Regions from separate parts of the Homo sapiens genome. Here all the other regions are linked to region 3. A link is a loop called in an ENCODE intact Hi-C map of the cell type or tissue named here. Cell type or tissue: dorsolateral prefrontal cortex. All regions are shown on one strand. Region 1 overlaps CORO2B (coronin 2B). Region 2 has its middle 24 kb from the start of CLN6. Region 3 has its middle 19 kb from the start of CORO2B. Region 4 has its middle 71 kb from the start of MIR4312.

Evidence for each region. A loop is a pair of places that touch in the nucleus more often than their neighbours do. Peaks named below come from ENCODE experiments on the same cell type or tissue, not always from the same donor. Only the 100,000 strongest peaks of a DNase experiment are listed, where the experiment ranks them.
Region 1: it touches region 3 in a loop (4-fold over the local background); 5 of 110 quality-filtered maps call a loop at or near these places.
Region 2: it touches region 3 in a loop (2.9-fold over the local background); 24 of 110 quality-filtered maps call a loop at or near these places.
Region 4: it touches region 3 in a loop (4-fold over the local background); 10 of 110 quality-filtered maps call a loop at or near these places.

The regions. Positions count from the first base shown.
Region 1 is chr15:68,633,443-68,637,442 of GRCh38, reverse strand. All of the region lies in intron 1 of CORO2B (coronin 2B), which reads right to left. Among named protein-coding and RNA genes, the nearest start is that of CORO2B, 56 kb to the right of the region's middle. In dorsolateral prefrontal cortex, a CTCF peak has its summit at 2,054; a DNase peak (open chromatin) is centred at 2,082; H3K27ac peaks cover 3,148 bases.
Region 2 is chr15:68,251,587-68,255,586 of GRCh38, reverse strand. It overlaps a transcript of CLN6 not described here and the pseudogene HMGN2P40. Among named protein-coding and RNA genes, the nearest start is that of CLN6, 24 kb to the right of the region's middle. In dorsolateral prefrontal cortex, CTCF peaks have their summits at 2,272 and 2,476; a DNase peak (open chromatin) is centred at 2,480; H3K4me3 peaks cover 653 bases.
Region 3 is chr15:68,557,568-68,561,567 of GRCh38, reverse strand. It overlaps a transcript of CORO2B not described here. Among named protein-coding and RNA genes, the nearest start is that of CORO2B, 19 kb to the left of the region's middle. In dorsolateral prefrontal cortex, CTCF peaks have their summits at 1,559 and 1,769 (motif pointing left); DNase peaks (open chromatin) are centred at 887 and 1,797; H3K4me3 peaks cover 1,659 bases; H3K27ac peaks cover 458 bases.
Region 4 is chr15:68,728,831-68,732,830 of GRCh38, reverse strand. No RefSeq gene overlaps it. Among named protein-coding and RNA genes, the nearest start is that of MIR4312, 71 kb to the left of the region's middle. In dorsolateral prefrontal cortex, CTCF peaks have their summits at 2,004 (motif pointing left) and 2,213 (motif pointing left); DNase peaks (open chromatin) are centred at 2,190 and 2,966; H3K27ac peaks cover 2,308 bases.

The DNA of each region.
Region 1 (4,000 bases), 76 kb before region 3:
CATCTCATCCAAAGCATTCTGGGTCGTGAGCGAGAGCTGATCATCTGTTCCCCCTCCACCCGGGAAAGGTGGACACACAGGAGGAACACAGCACATGTTTCCATACTGGAGGAGCAGAGGGAACCAGCCTACAGTCCCGAGGGGCTCGCCAGCCTGGGCAGTAATTCCCAGTGGACTCCAGGCTTCAGTGTCCTCCTTTGTAAAATGAGAAAGCCAAACAGACAATGGGAGGTGCATGGACTGTGCCATTTCTCTCAGCATAGCGTCTCTCAGACCCCTGCCCTGACCATTTCCAAACTTGGTTATGCATCAGAATCATGTGAGGAGTGTGTCGTGAAGGCATGTATCTGTGGAACCAACATTTGGGAGTATCTGCTCTTGCCTGTGCACCTTAGAGTAGGCTAAAACTGCACTGTCCTGTATGGTAGCTACTAGCCACATGCAGCTGCTTAAATTCAGATTAATTAAAATTAAATTGAAAACTCCTCCTCAGTTAGACTAACCACATATCAAGTGCTCAATAGGCACATGTGGCTAGTGGCTACCATATGGCACAGCAGAGATTACAGAGCATTTCCATCACTGCAGTGTGTTGCATTGGACAGCACTGGGAGAAAAGACATCAATTAGCTCCTAAAAGTCATCAGTTAGCTACTAAAAGTCCTAAATCCTGGAAGAAAAGAATCAATCCAAACCTCCACACCTGGAAGTTCCTGGGTGGGGTGTACAGGGACTTAGGAAGGCCATGATCTGGAGTCACTCCACTGTCTTTCTCTGCATCTCTGACAAACATGGAATTCTTGGGTTCCAGGACAGTTCTCCTACCAACTCACAGGGCCCCTTGGGCAAGCCCCTCATTTTTCTCACCCAGGAAATTGGAATTCCTCCTCGCCACCCAGCTCTGTCCTGCCTCCCTCATGCTATCAGGGAGTGGATCTAAGCCAAGTGGGAACAGGCAGGGCTGGGATGGCGCCTTCTCAACAGTCTCTAGAGGGGAGGATACGCAGCATGCATCCACCACCCAATGCAAGCCCAGCCAGAGACACGGTCTATTCTATACCAGGCCTCTGCCCTGAATCCCTGCAGCCTTTCCTGCTCTGGTGAACAAGGCCGGACATGTAAGGAGAAGGCTGTAGCCACCTCTGCCTCATTCTCTTCAAGACAGCTTCCTACCTCCCCTAGGATGGTCACTGGGAAGTCTTCTGAGGCCCCCAGATTCCATGCTGTGCTCCCCTTGCTCCTGGCTCATCACACTAACAGCAGCCAACGTGTGTTTAGTGCTTACGATGAGCTAAGCATTCTACATTCATTATATCCTGCATCCTTAAAATAACCCTGAGAAATAGGTACAATTATTATTCCCATTTCCAGATGCGTCTGGGTTTGTCCAGGTCACTGAAGTGGAGGAGCTGGGATCTGATTCAGAGCTGTCACCGAGGTCTCTCCTTTACTTGTCTGCTCCTCAATTATCCTGGCTGCTGTTGAGGGCAGGGACTGCACCTCATTCCTCCTTATTTTTCCAGGCTTACCACTGGGCTTAACATCATCTTGATAAATATACGAGTGAGGGAAGGAATAGGAGGGCAGAGACAAGGAAGAGCAACCCAACTCTTTGCCTCAAGGCCTACAAGAGTCCCGTTGGAGCTCCAGATCACAAACCTTGTCCATCCCCCTATTTGCAGGACCAGATCCCACAATATTCACTCTGCACAGAGAGCCAGGAAAATGAAATGTCTGCCTCCTCTGGGCCCAACTTTTCCTCCATGTGGTCCTGACACAAAAAGGCTTTCAAGGAACCGTATCCTGTCAGAGCAGAAAGGGACTCACAGGTCCACTAAATCCAGCCTCTCATTTCATAGACCCAGAGAGGAGGAGTGACTTGTCTCTGGATGACCGGTCCACACTGCAAGCTTCCTGCCCTGGGGGTGGTAGAATCTGGTGCTGCCACCCCTCCCCTGCAGGCAGATCCCATGGGAGTCTGTCTGGGCAGGCGGTGGCAGAATAGCACCCACTCAGGGAAGCATCCATGCTCCACTGGGCTTCTGAGTTCTGTGTTTCTCTGGCCAGGCAGAGAGGGGCGGTGGAGCTCAAAACACAGGCCCAACAGATGGTTTCTATTTGCAGCCACTGAGGCTGGTCTGTGCCAGACTCCTGACCTATTTTGAGGAACTGAGGGCCCTGCTGGCTCAGAGATGGCCTCCAACTTGCACCCCCTTAGCCCAAAGTCTGGCAGGGGATCAAATGGGTGGTTCAAGACCAGTGGGGAGAGGAGTGAAGGTGGAAAACCTTTGAAAATGAGGCCAGGGTGGATGGTCTGCAAGCTCGAGCTCTGGGGAACAGATCCTTGGAGTGCGAGCCCCAGGTCATCTGCCTCAGAATCACCTGAAGTGTTTGTGGAAATGCAGGCTCCCGGGCCCCACTTCCAGCCTGCAGAATCACACACTGTGGGAATGAGCTAGGAAATGTGCATTTTAACCAAGCCCACCAGGTGCTTCCTGTTTGGGATCTTTGCTGTTCAATGGACTGCCTGTGGACCAATAGCACTGGCATTACCTGGGAGCTGGTTAGAAATGGAGAATCCCAGGCCCCACCCTTGACTCAAATGAGAATCTATGGTTGAACACGGTGGTGGTCCAGGTGGTTCACATAGATGATTCAGTTGGGTATCACTCTCCAGCTCAGTGCTTCTCAAACTTGCAGGTGCATCACAATTACCCGGTGGGCTTGTGAAAACATAGATTGCTGAGGCCCACAGTTTCTGATTCAGGAAGTCGAGGGTGGGGCCCGAGAATCTGCATCCCTAACACGTTGCCAGGTGATGCTGAAGCTATTGGTCCCGGAACCAGACTTTGGTCCCTGAGTGGCATTGCAAGGAGCACTGGGCCCTCTGAAACTTCAGCTCTGTGACTTTGCATCTGTCCCTTTACCTCCCAGTTCCTCCATCAGAAAAATGGATATAATTCATATTTTTCCTAGGATAGTTATGAGGATCCAGTGAAATAATACTGTGTGTGAACATGCTTTGCTAACTGTGACTGCTCAACAAAGATTATTTTATCAGTCAATCTGCACCTTCAAAAGTGCTTTGGGTTTGCCCCTGACAACCACCCTGCCGGCCAGCGAGTGAGTAAAAGAGCTGGGCCTAATGCATCCCTCGAGGGCTTTCTTCTGCATTTCTAGACTGTCATGCACAAGATCATGCAAACACCAAGTGCTCAATAAGGGCTGGTGGAGTTAAACCCAGGACTTCTGGTTTTCAGCCCTATTCTCTGTCCACAGCAGGTCCTACTCCTCACCCCCTCCTTCATGGCCTCCGGCTTCTTGGTAGGTGAGGCTGAGCAACTTTTTTAAAAGGCTGTTTCATAGTCCAGGCCAAAGGCTGAGCCGGGGAGATGCCAGGCATAGCTGCCACTGCCGAGGCTCCCTGCCTGTGACATGCCCTGACCGACTCTCAGGATAACCGGGATCCCGTGTTCAGAGTGCCTGGCCTGGCCCCTGGCCCACAGACCAAGACGTTGCTCCCTGTCACCTGGCAATGCAGAAAAAGATGGACTGATAAACTGTCCCCAGGGGAATGTGGTAACTGGTGATGGGCCTTCCCCTTCCCAAGAGATAATCTATCTACATTACAGCCAGGGGATGGCATGGAAGAGAAGGACGATCTGCCGGCTCCGTTGTAGTATCTCTGTTAGAGTAAAAGGAAGCCCATCTCTCAGTGCCCCAAATGTGAGAAAGGAGAAGTTGAAGTTCTTTATATTGCTGCTAATCATTTTGGGTATAAAAAAGGATAGTAAATCAACTTGCCCATAAAGAAATAGATACCAGGCCTCATGCACAGAGCTTACTTGGAGATAAATTCTTTGCACTGTCCACCCTGTGCTGTCCCCAAGGAGTGAGTGTGTGTGTGTGTGTGTGTGTGTGTGTGTGTATGTTGGAGTAACCATTTCCTCTTGGACTTTGGAAACAATTCAAGGGGCCTCACCAGCTGAGGGTCTAGAAA
Region 2 (4,000 bases), 310 kb after region 3:
AAAATCAGAAAGCCACTATAAAACCCAAATGAAGTCCTCATCTGATGCTCTGAACAGGGAAAGTTTAGAGTGAGGTTGATAGTTCATGTTTAGCATGTTGTTTAACAATGTTTCATGAGCTGACCCTGACTTTCAGGAAGTGAAATGAAAATGGCAGAATTTATCTGAAGATCCACAATCTAGAAACAGAACCACTGCTTTTTTGAGGGGTTCCATCTCAGTGGCATCACTGGAAAGGCTAGATTGCCTGACACACCAGTAACCAATTATTGGGGGGGGTCAGGTCCAACAGGTGTCTGGGTTTAAGGGAGTTAAATCTATGCTGAAAGGTGGAAAGGGAGAAGAGGACATAGAAAGGAATTTGTTTTTCCGTCCCACGAGGCTTTTGTGCCAAGGGACCTTGTGTGTCAAAGTCAGGGAATCCCCCTTCCTGGGAGCCAAGGGCAAGTCTCCCAAAACTAGAAGGGAAAAGGGTTTTCCCCACATCAACCTAGCTTCGGAGACATTCTGTTAGTGACATATGCCCCTTTCCCAAAAAACACAGTGAAGTGTTCTGTGTGCTAACAACATAGCTTAAAAAAAAGGTAAAACAAAATTCTGCATTTTTGTAAAACTTGATAAAAAATAGCATTTCAAACTGTACAGTCACCAGAAGTACACAGTTATCAAAAATGCACACACTTCACTTGGCATCTGCAGCACCTTCAGCTTTCTGTGTCTGGTCTGTTTGGGCATCTCCATTTTCTGCAGGGTTATTCCCCTCCTTGCCAGCTTCAGCTTTTCCCTTTTCCCTTTTGGTACCTTCTCTCCCTTCTTTGCAGGGGCCTTTTTAGGTTTGGGCTCTGGCTTTGGAGGAGCAGGTTTAGCAGAAAACCTCGTGGATCTTCTCTGTGGTTTGTCCTTCATCTTGGTTTTATCTCCTTTAGCATCACCTTCAGCCTTTCTCCTGGGCACGGTGGTGGCGGCAACGGCGGCGGGACATAGGCGCTGGGAGCGTGGCTTTGATCTGTCCTGGGGTCGTTCTCACCTCTTTTTCACACTGCTCAAAATATTATCATTTCAACATGTAATCAACATTAAAATTTATTAAGAGACATTTGACCTTTTTTCATACTAAGTCTTCAAACTCCAGTGTGTATTTCATACTTACAGCACATCTTATTTCAAGTGCTCCCTTGCCACGTGTGTCTAGTGCTATGGTAGCAGACAGGGCAAGTCTAGAGAGTGAAGCTGCAAGTGGGTGGCTCACCACCATCCAACTTAAGAACGAGAACATTACCTGCTCATGCATCCACCTGTATGCTCCCTATGCCCCTTTCGTATCGTGCTCTCTCTCCTCACCAGAGATAATACTGGCTTGAATTTCATGTCGACCATTTTCTTGATTTTTAAAAAAATATGTAGTTTTGGCCGGGCGCGGTGGCTCACGCCTGTAATCCCAGCACTTTGGGAGGCCGAGACGGGCGGATCACGAGGTCAGGAGATCGAGACCATCCTGGCTAACACGGTGAAACCCCATCTCTACTAAAAATACAAAAAAAATTAGCCGGGCGCGGTGGTGGGCGCCTGTAGTCCCAGCTGCTCGGGAGGCTGAGGCAGGAGATTGGCGTGAACCCGGGAGGCGGAGCTTGCAGTGAGCCACTGCAAGCGGAGTTTGCGCCACTGCACTCCAGCCTGGGCGACAGAGCGAGACTCTGTCTCAAAAAAAAAAAAAAATGTAGTTTTATCATAGGCATAGGTATTACCAAAGAAGATATTGTTTAGTTTACTTGAGATTTATAGAAGTTAGACTTTATGCTGTTTGTGTGTCGCCACTGGTGGCATAATATCGGCGGCTAAAAAAGAAGTATCTGCCGACATTTGTGTCACTGTCACATCAATCACATCATGTGAACAAGCTATTTGGCACCAGACTTTCTGTGAGTGATTTTGATGACTATTGCATTGCTATTTTAACATTGATTGTTACTAAATTTTAAGTATTACTTTATATATTGCAATAGTGTCATCAGACATTATTAAACAGTGGTTCTAATGCTAGTGGTGAAAAACACAGCTCCAAAATGTTAGACATAAAAGTGCAAGTTAGATGTGTCAATTGCCATGAGGGACTGTCCTCCCGCTCCATGTTATTAATTTAGGAATGAATGCCTTGGGAAATATTGGAACATTCTGAGAAATAAAACTCAGCATTCAAACAGAAACACTTCTAAGTTTGCAAAAATAGTTACATAACCAGGCAGAAAGAAAGGAAAAATAAAAACAAAAAACCCGGTCACGTGGCTGCAAGATCCATGCCACAGTGATGTACGCCTGAGATGCTGTGGTTGTGCATTTAAACACTCTGAGCACATCAAGCCCTATTTTATATGTATCCGCATGGGGAAATTAGAATGCTGCTAGAAAGCTATTAGGTACATGTCCATTTACACCAGCCTTTCCCATTCAGGATTTATTTCACTAAGGTGCTAGCCTGCCATGTAGTGGCGAAAGAGGGAAACTACAGCTCTCTTAAAAACTATAGTATTTGATACATCAAAAGAACAAATGCAACATGAAATGAAGACTTAGAAACTCGCCATTCAACTTAAGAACTAGAACACTGCCTATTCATGCATCCACCTGTATTCCCCTTTCCTGTCTTGCTCTACCTCCTCACCAGAGGTAATACTAGCTTGAGTTTCAGATTGACTATATTCTTGATTTTTAAAAATATGTAGTTTTATCATAGGCATAGATATAACTAAACAAGATATTGTTTAGTTTACTTGTTTGAGCTTTATGCAAGTTTGACTTTATTTAGTTTTCCACAGTTTGCCTTTTTCATACATTATATTTGACCAGGTTGATGTGTGTAGCTATAGTACATGCACTCTGTGAATATATCACTATTTTTCCATTTTCCTATCAGTAGACATTTGGTAGACCCCAATTTTTGGTAAATAGTACTGCACTGAATATTGTTATGCTTGTGCAAGAACTTCCCTGCAATATATCCAGTTCAATTTTACAAAATATTGCCAAAGTGTTTTTCAAGATTGTACCAATTTACACAATATTGGTGGTATAAAAGAGGTTCCACTGATACATATCTTCACCAGTACTTGCTACTAAATTTGTTAATTTTTGCCAATAGAGTTGGAATAAAATGCTTATTGTGGCATTTATTTATATTTACCTGATTGTCAATGAGGTTGAGCATCTTTTCATGTTTGTTGGTAATTTATGCTTCCTTTTTTGGTAAAGTGCCTATTCATGTATTTTGCTCATCTTCCTACTGGTTTGTCTTTTTCTTATTTTAAGATTCACACAAGACCGGGTGTGGTGGCTCACGCCTGTAATCCCAGCACTTTGGGAGGGCAAGATGGGTGGATAACCTGAGGTTGGGAGTTCAAAACGAGCCAGACCAACATGGAGAAACACTATCTCTACTAAAAATACAAAATTAGCTGGGCGTGGTGGTGCCTGCCTGTACATCCCAGCTACTCGGGAGGCTGAGGCAGGAGAATCGCTTGAACCCGGAAGGCGGAGGTTGCGGTGAGCCGAGATCACGCCACTGCACTCTAGCCTGGGCGACAGACCAAGACTCCGTCTCAAAAAAAAAAAAAAAAAAAAAAAAGATTCACACATACACACACACACATACACACGCACATGCTAGATCTTTTTGTCAGTTCTACATGTCACAAATACCTTCTTCCAGTTTTGCATTTTTGCAGTTAACAACCTTGCTGGACTCTCTTATTAATTCTAATAATTTGTCTGAACATTCTTTTGAGGTTTTCTATATATGCAATTATATTACCTACAAATAATGACAGTACTGTTTTCTGTCTTACCCTTCACCTTATTGACTAGAAGGGGTGATAGCAGACATCTTTGCCTTATTCTGTTTGTTTGTTTGTTTGTTTTGAGACAGTGTCTCACTGTGTCACCCAGGCTGGAGTGCAGTGGGGCGATCTTGGTTCACTGCAACCTCCAACCCCCAGGCTCAAGCGAT
Region 3 (4,000 bases):
CTGCCTCCCTCCCTGCAGCAAGATTGAGGGAGGAGGGGCAGGCCTGGTTTCCTTGACAACCGGGGACCCTCTACCTGTCCCGCTGGGCCCCAGTTAGCTGGAAGGGGAAGGCGCTGGGAGGCAGTGTTGGCTTGTCCAGGTGCTTGCTCTGAGTGGGGCTGGGGGTGAGGGCAGGGGAGAGTCGGGGAGGGAGGGATGGGTGACCATCTGGACCGGGGAGAGTGAGCTGCAGGCACTGCCCAAACGCTCCAAAATGGCAGATGGGCATCACCGTGCCTGGGAGGAGCTGGGAGGGGGGCCGCCCAGCGTGGCATATGCAGGAGCTCTTCCACTGTCCCAGCCCAGCCCTCTCCCAGCCCCTCCCCCTTATCTCCCGAGCACCCTCAGGCCTGACAGATTCTGGAAAAAAACCCTCTTCAAGCTCCCTTTCCTGGGACCCAACCAGTATTGAGAGGCAAAGTTGTGCTGGGAGCCTGGGGGACGCGGGGTGGAGGGAACATAAATCCCTCAACAACCACCAGAGCTCTATGCTCTCTGTGTGCCATTCCTTTGGGGGAAATATGGCCCCTCCTAAATTCCCATTTTGGATCCTATCCCTGGAGGCGCTAGGGAAAATTACCCGGGCTGTGCCATGGGAAACCCAGAAGAGTGGTGCTAATTTGCACAAGTCCCCACAAGATCGTGAGGAGAGCTGCGGTTCTGCTTCCTCTGGTCCCCTCGGGTTGTGCAGGCTTTTCCCTCGTACAGAATCCACTAGTAAGATCACTGGCTTATGCCTAGCACCCTGCCCTCAAGGTCCTGAAAGCTGGCCCTGAAAGGCAGGAGTCTAGGGAGCACAGCTGGAGAGCGGCCCTGACCAGCAAGGAGCAGAGAGGAGGAAGATGGGTTGTATGTGGAGGACAGTGCTTAGAGAGACAGGAGGCTGCACACTGCCGGCTGCTGGTGTTTCCCTTCAAGAAAGAACCTGCAGGCTGGGCGCGGTGGCTCAGGCCTGTCATCCTAACACTTTGGGAAACGGAGGCAGGAAGATCACTTGAGGCCAGGAGTTCAGGACCAGCCTGGGCAATATATTGAGACCCCGTTTCTACAAAAAAAATTGTCTTTAATTAGCTGGGCATGGTGGCATGCACCTGTAGTCCCAGCTACTCCAGACACTGGGGTGGGAGGATCGCTTGAGCCCAGGAGTTTGAGGCTGCAGTGAGCCATGATTGCACCACTGCACTCCAGCCTGGGTGACAGAGCGAGAACCTGTCTCAGAAGAAAAAAAAAAATAAAGAAAGAAAGAAAAAGAAAAAAAAGAACGAAAAAGAAAAAAGAAAGAGAAAGAAAGGAAGAAAACAATGAATGAACTTGCAGACCAGCTGTAGGGAGCACAGTTAGCAGCCTCCAGCACCTCCTGTCTTTCACATTCAATATCCGGATCTTCCCAGGCAGCCCCCAGCCAATGCCTGAGCACTGCACGGGTGCAAGTGCCCGGCCACGTCATCCCATTGCGGGACTCTTCAAATCGGCAGTCTCCACCGGGATCTCCCTGCTGGGCTGGCAGAGACTTGGTCAGATCTGCATTGCCGTCTGAGGCTCTCCCCGCCAGTCGTCCTTACACAGGTTTAAATCCCCAACAAACTTCTTGCACTCCTAACGCCATCTCAGCGTCTGCTTACCAGAGGACCCCAACCGGCACACATGCCAAGAGCCACACGCCTTGTGCTCTCCGTGCGCGCGCGTTTGCGGGAGACCTGCTGGTCCTGGAGCGCCGCAGCTCCGAGGAAGGATGCGGGCCGCGCCCCCTGGTGGGCACGCCGTGGAGCTGCACGTGGAGCGGTCTCGGGCGCCGCAGCCTCACCGACAGTCCCCCTGGGAGAACCCCAGAGAGCACTGCACCAACCGGAAAACCGGAAACGGAGGCCCAGACAGGGAAAGGGTTAGGGAAAGAAAAAGTCTGGGGGCCTCTTACCATCAGCACGCTTGTTCCGTCTGCTCCCCGTCTGGTCCCTGCAGCTCTTCCAGCGGGCCGGCTTGGCACGGTCAACTTCGCCCTCCCCGCTACCCCCTCACCACCCCGCTGACGCTCCCTTCTCCGTTCCCAGACTCAAGACTGGGGCAGGGATTCTGCTTGTATGAGTGCTCCAAACCATTCAGACGCAAGGGGTCTTCTGACCGCACTTTAAGAACGATTGACCAGAACTTCTAAAATGGATGTCTCGGAGGCTTTTAATTCTCCGGGAATGAGAGAGTCCCAAACTCTCTGAAGGCTGTCTCTCTTCCTGCCAGTGGACGGGGGAATTAACCGGCTGATTATTTTTTCTTATGCAAATGCTCTTTGCAAAACAAAGCCCAGGGTAATTTCTACATCAGATTTTTAATGAAATGCGCTGCCGCTTTGAAGTAGCACTGACGCCACTGAGTCAGGTCTGCTCCCTGCCCCCGTGGGGTGCCGGCCGCTCTCCTGGCAACGCCCAGCCACACTTCGCGCATTTCTAGGTATTTACCCCTCCCAAGCAGGAAGAACGGCGCCTAGCGCGTGGTAGGATCTCCGAACATATTTACTGACTAAAACTGAAGATGGTAAAGTAGGGAAAGACAGACACGCTCATTCCTGCGTGGCCGGCGTGGGTCACCTCTTCACCCACTATCGCATTTTATTTCTCACAACACCTCCCCGCGGTGTGTACTAAGACCTGGAGATGAAGGAACTGAGGCCAGAGAGGGGAAGTAACTTGGCCAATGTTACCCAGCCAGTCAAGGCAGGGCTTTGGCTTGCCCTGAGATCCACCTGGCTCCTTGCACCTCTCCTGCAGCCTCCACAAAGGCCTAGAAAGGAGGTGGGTGACCCCGTGTCCACACTCCCCTATTATATCGCAGACCACATCTGTCTGGAGTCAAGGGGGAGAGAGGCCAGTGCGGTGGCTCATGCTTGTAATCCCAGCACTTTGAGAGACTGGGGTGAGAGACTTGCTTGAGCCCAGGAATTTGAAACCAGCCCGAGCAACAACGTAAGATCTCATTTCTACAAAAAATAATAAGTTACCTGGGGGAATGGTGACGCATGCCTGTGGTCCCAGCTGCTCAGGAGGCTGAGGCAGGAAGGAGGATTTCTTAATCATGGGAGGTCACTGAGGCTGCAGTGAGCTGTGATTGTGCCACTGCACTCCAGCCTGGTTAACAAAGCGAGACCCTGTCTTAAAAAAAAAATGGTGAGGGGGAAGGGAGTTTTTGCTCTCCTCTCCAACCCCACCTTCCCAGCCATTCAGGGTTCCAGCAGGACCCCTGGGCCTGCCAGGCAGGGGCAGCAGCAGACAGCTTCCGGAGAAGCTGGGCTTGGATGTAGAGATGTTTGATGCCTTGGGGGCTCACCAGCCCCGCTGTGTAGTCCTGCAGCGGGTCAGAACACCAACCTCACCTGTCAACTTCTTATCTGCCCTCCGCCAGGCTGGCCCAGCTCACTGACTCAGCCCTACTGAAGCCTCTCTGCCCGCACCCACCCTCCCTGCCATTCCACTGCCAGGCTGCCCTGCCTGCCATTGGGTTAAGGGATCCCCTAACTGTGCCCCAAAGGCCTATCACAGTGCCCAGTGCCCTTCATTTACCTTAAGGTGTGTGTTGTGGCCTTCCGAAGTCTAACTGGACAGACGTAATATATTACCTGGGAGGTGTGGACTATGACCAGGACCTCATGCTGTGTAATGCTGGCAACTCTCATGCCTGTCATTTGCTGCACCCCCTCTTCCCTAACTCCTAAAGGACCATGACTAAGGCTGTGGAGTCCCAGTTAGCGTGGTGCAAACTGATGTCAGGCTGCCTGGGTTTACGTCCTGGCATTGCCACCTTGCAGCTCTGTGACCTTGGGCATTTACTTAACCTCTCTGTGCTTCAAAGGGATAATGAATGGAATGGTTACATATAAAGTGCTTAGCACAGTGTCTGGCCTGTAGTGAGGCCTCACTGCTGCTCTGGTTAGGATGCTGCCCTTCCCTTTGTGAAGCTGGGTATACCCAAGGCA
Region 4 (4,000 bases), 170 kb before region 3:
AGTTTAGGGATTGGGGCCACCTTGAGTGGAGTGGGAGGAGATCAGTGGGTGGGACCAGACCAGGAGGGATCAGGTAGGTAGGGCAGAGTCAGCAACAAGAGGATCAGGGAAAGGCTGAGCATCTGCTGCCACAGTGGACTGTGCTGGGATCCCTGTGAGGCATGCCTCGCATTGTGGGGCTGTGTGGTGGTGGCTGGGCCTTCTGGTCAGGACTCCACCTGTCAAGTGTACAATGGAAGTGACACCTGGCCAGCCCTGTCTGCTCACCCCATCCAACTGCCCTCCAAAGGGGCAGAGGTGATGTGGGAGGAAAAGCCCTAGCACCCATACCTGGTGAACTGAACAGAATAAGCTTGAGATTTCATCCCAAGGGACACAGTCGTGGCAAATCCTAAACCTTTACATACATTTAAAATGTCTTTAAAATTAAAGAATACCTTCTTCTCTTATCCTGTTACCCTGAAGATAATCACTGCTAATTATCTCAGTCCTTCCAGACATTTCTCTCTGCATTGAATATGAATTTTAATTATAAACCAGACTGGAACCTCTCTGAGACCAAGAACTACATCTTATTCTAGCACCTAGGACAATACCCGATGCAGAAAAGGCATTTGATAAATATTTGATAAAATAATTTTGAATGAAAACTGTCTCAAAATTCCAGTAGGCAAAGAAAAATAAGCTGTTTTCATTATTTCATTATTATAAATGACTTTCAGAGAGCTATGTGAATTTCAGGCCGGTGGGGGATAAGTTAGAATGGGAGACGGCTGGTGGGTGGGGGATTTAGAATCACTTGAATCACACTGCTAAGAAGTTCTAGGGCCTGCCAGGTCTTTCAGTGATTAAAAAAGCCCAACAAGCTTTCTCTTTTCTTTCTTCCTCTCTCCTTCCTTTCTTCCAATAGAGATGAGGTCTCACTATGTTGACCGGGCTGGTCTGGAACTCCTGGCCTCAAGCAATCCTCCCACCTTGGCTTCCCAAAGTGCTGGGATTACTGGGATCATAGGCATGAGCCACCTCGCCCCGGCATCCAACATGCTTTCTAAGACCAGCCCTTCCTCTCTCAGGTAGCCAAAGGAACATTCGTTAAGAAAGGTGTGGCCAGCACTGCTGTTGTTGGTTTACAAGGGGATTAGAGAACACGATCCCTATCTTTGGGGAGTGCCCCATTAGACAGCAGGGGGTGGGTCATCCCTGTCCCAGCTCTGGTTCCATTTCTGAGTTCTCCTAACCTGCCTCTTCCTCCCTCTTCCCTGTTGCCTCCCTATCCCCTCCTCCCACCCACCCCTGGGATCAAGGTCAGTTCCTTATCTCAGCAAGCTCTCTTAATTCTGCCATAACTACTGCCCCAGGCTGGGCCACTCCTATCTCCTACCTGGACAACCCACCAGCCCCCACCGTTTCCCGGCTTGTGTTGCCCTCCAATCCCTTCCCTTGAAGTAGCCAGAGGGAGGTGTCCACTCCTGATTCAAGCCCTTCCTTAGCTCCTCATGGCCTGGGGTGGAGTCCAGCCTTCCAGGGCAAAAATTCAGGGCTTCCCGGGTCTGGCCTTGGCCTCTTCCTCTGTGTCCTGGGCTGCTCCCGTGCTTGGGAAGCAGAGACCCTGGACGACTGGTCCTGTTTGTCTCATCAGGAGCTTCCTGGAGGCTGCGTGGGCTGCAGCAGCGAGCCCCAGGCTGGGCTGGGCCGGACTTGGCCGAGTGCAGATGTCTGGCCTGGACACCTGGTCCCTCCACCCCTAGTTTTTTGCCCCCCTTCACTTTCCAGCTCTTCCTTCTACCACCCCCTCAGCCCAAGCCTCATTAAACGCAGACTCTCCAGGCAGAAAGGGCCCCATCCCTGTCACTATTCCTGTAGGGAAACTGCTCAAGATCACAGAGCAGGTCAGAGGCTGCCTGGGTGGGGTGAGAACAACCAGACCAAGCCTCTTTCCTGTGCTTCAAGGAAGACTAGGCAGGGTCTCCACAGCCCCGTAGGGAGGAAGGTGAGGTGCGTGCCCTCCTCTGGCTGTGCCTTGGAAACAGTTGGTCCCTGGGCTGCCCTCCTTCAAGCCTCCCTTCTCCACCTGGGGTGCTTTGATTCCTGGCTGTTGTGTGCGCCTGCTTTGCCATGAGGCCTCAGTGCCTATGGTTGGATCATTAATTCTGGAGTGAGTGGGAGGTGCAAAAGGGACCCAGTTTAGAAAAAATGGGCTTGATAGGAAGGCCAGAATCTGCCACCTGCTGGCTGGATTCAAGTTTCTACAAACTCCTGGTCTTTGAATCTTGCTGTCATCACTGTGACCTTGCTCAGTGTCCCTACCTCCCTCCTCTCATTCGAGGCCCACCGTCTTTCATTGTTCCCGTGTCCCCTTCGCTGGATCCATTCTCCCGATTCATACCAGCATCCCAATCCCAGGGGGATTTGCACATGGAGATGGTTCTGGCAAGGGCAATGCTTAACCCAAAGAAACTATGTGCTAATGGGGGGATTCTGGGCAGTGTGACAAGCCAGATGCAAGGGAGGGGCTCTGGGACAGGAGCTTGCTAGAACTACTCTCACCCGATCTCTAGACACTCACCTTTCTCTGAGTAAGGCTGACCCATTTGTGCTTGTTACTGAATTAAAATTCCAAGGAAAGACAGGCTGCAGGTTGTTCCCAAATAGGAAACACACATACACAGAGAATGAGGAGCCTCTGCCAACATTCCAGGCAGGCCTCTTCCCCTCCCTGCACCATAGCCCTACAGTCCCTGTGCAGGCTGACCAGGGGGAGGAGAAGGATCTGGTAATGTTTCCTGTGGCCGAGGTAAGTGCCTCTGCTCCAGGCAGCCCCCATCACGGCAGCCCTTCCAAGCAGGAAGGCTGGGGGGGCGGGGGCCGGGAGGTGGGGGTGTTTTCAACATGAAGTCATTTCCCACAGTGAAGAAGCAGCCACGTTCTGCACGGTCCACTGGCAGTCTGGGATGTTTGCCCAGCACCAGGAGAGAGTCTAAAAATGCCCAAGCCCATCTTGGGATCTCAGGAGGCTGGCTGGAAGACAACCCAGGAGTCGTCCAATCCCAGAACAAACTGCCCACTCCACACTGAACCCAGCCTAGGATAAAGCTCATCCCAGCCTCCAAGGGCTCCAGGTCCTGCTGGATGATATGATGCCTATACATAGACCACTGGCTGGAGCCCCTCAAGAGCAGGGCTTGTTCTTTCTCATGTCATGGTTCCCAGCACCTGGTCCTAAATAGATGCAGCTACTTGGTATGTGTTAAACTGAGTTGAAAATTCGATTAGGTGTCAGGGGTAGGATAAAGAGTTGTAGGCACGTGCAGGAGGATACTCTTGCTGATGGTAAAGGCATTAGGGACATCTCCGTAGAAGAGAAGGGTCTGAAGTTTAGCTTAAGGTATCCTTACTTGGAGAAAAGAAGGGAGCAGACACCTGGTAGGGAGCATGGCAGTGGGGACAGGTTCAAAGAGCCATGAATGGCACTCTCCTACATCATTATGATAATTAAAGCAATGTGTTGGGCTAGGCAGTGTAATTCGCAGTGTGTAATGGGCAGAGGGGCCAGCGTAACAGACTAGTCATGGAATATATAACATATGAAGAAATTAAGGATACACAGCCAGCCAATGGGGAATTGATGAGTTATTCAACAAATGCAGTTGGGAAAATGGGCTAGTGGGGAGACAGAAAGCAAGTTCGAGCCCGACCTTAGACAGTGTACCATAATAAGTAATGATAAACAGCCGCCCCGTTGGGCTCAGAATTGGAGATTAGGTGGGACAGAAGTACATATGAGACAGATAACCTTATCCATTCACCTGTTCCCTGAGACTCAGCAAAAGTGATTTTCTGCACCCAAGTCCTGTAGGAAGTCATTCTTTGCTTCCTTTTTCCCAATAAATTTCTTCTTTTTTTTAATCACTCGTGCTAGACAATGGGTGGTCTTGGGGATTTGTCCCATCCTCTCAACTGCTAGTGTAACGAAACCTAGGATGACACACCAGGAAGGGAC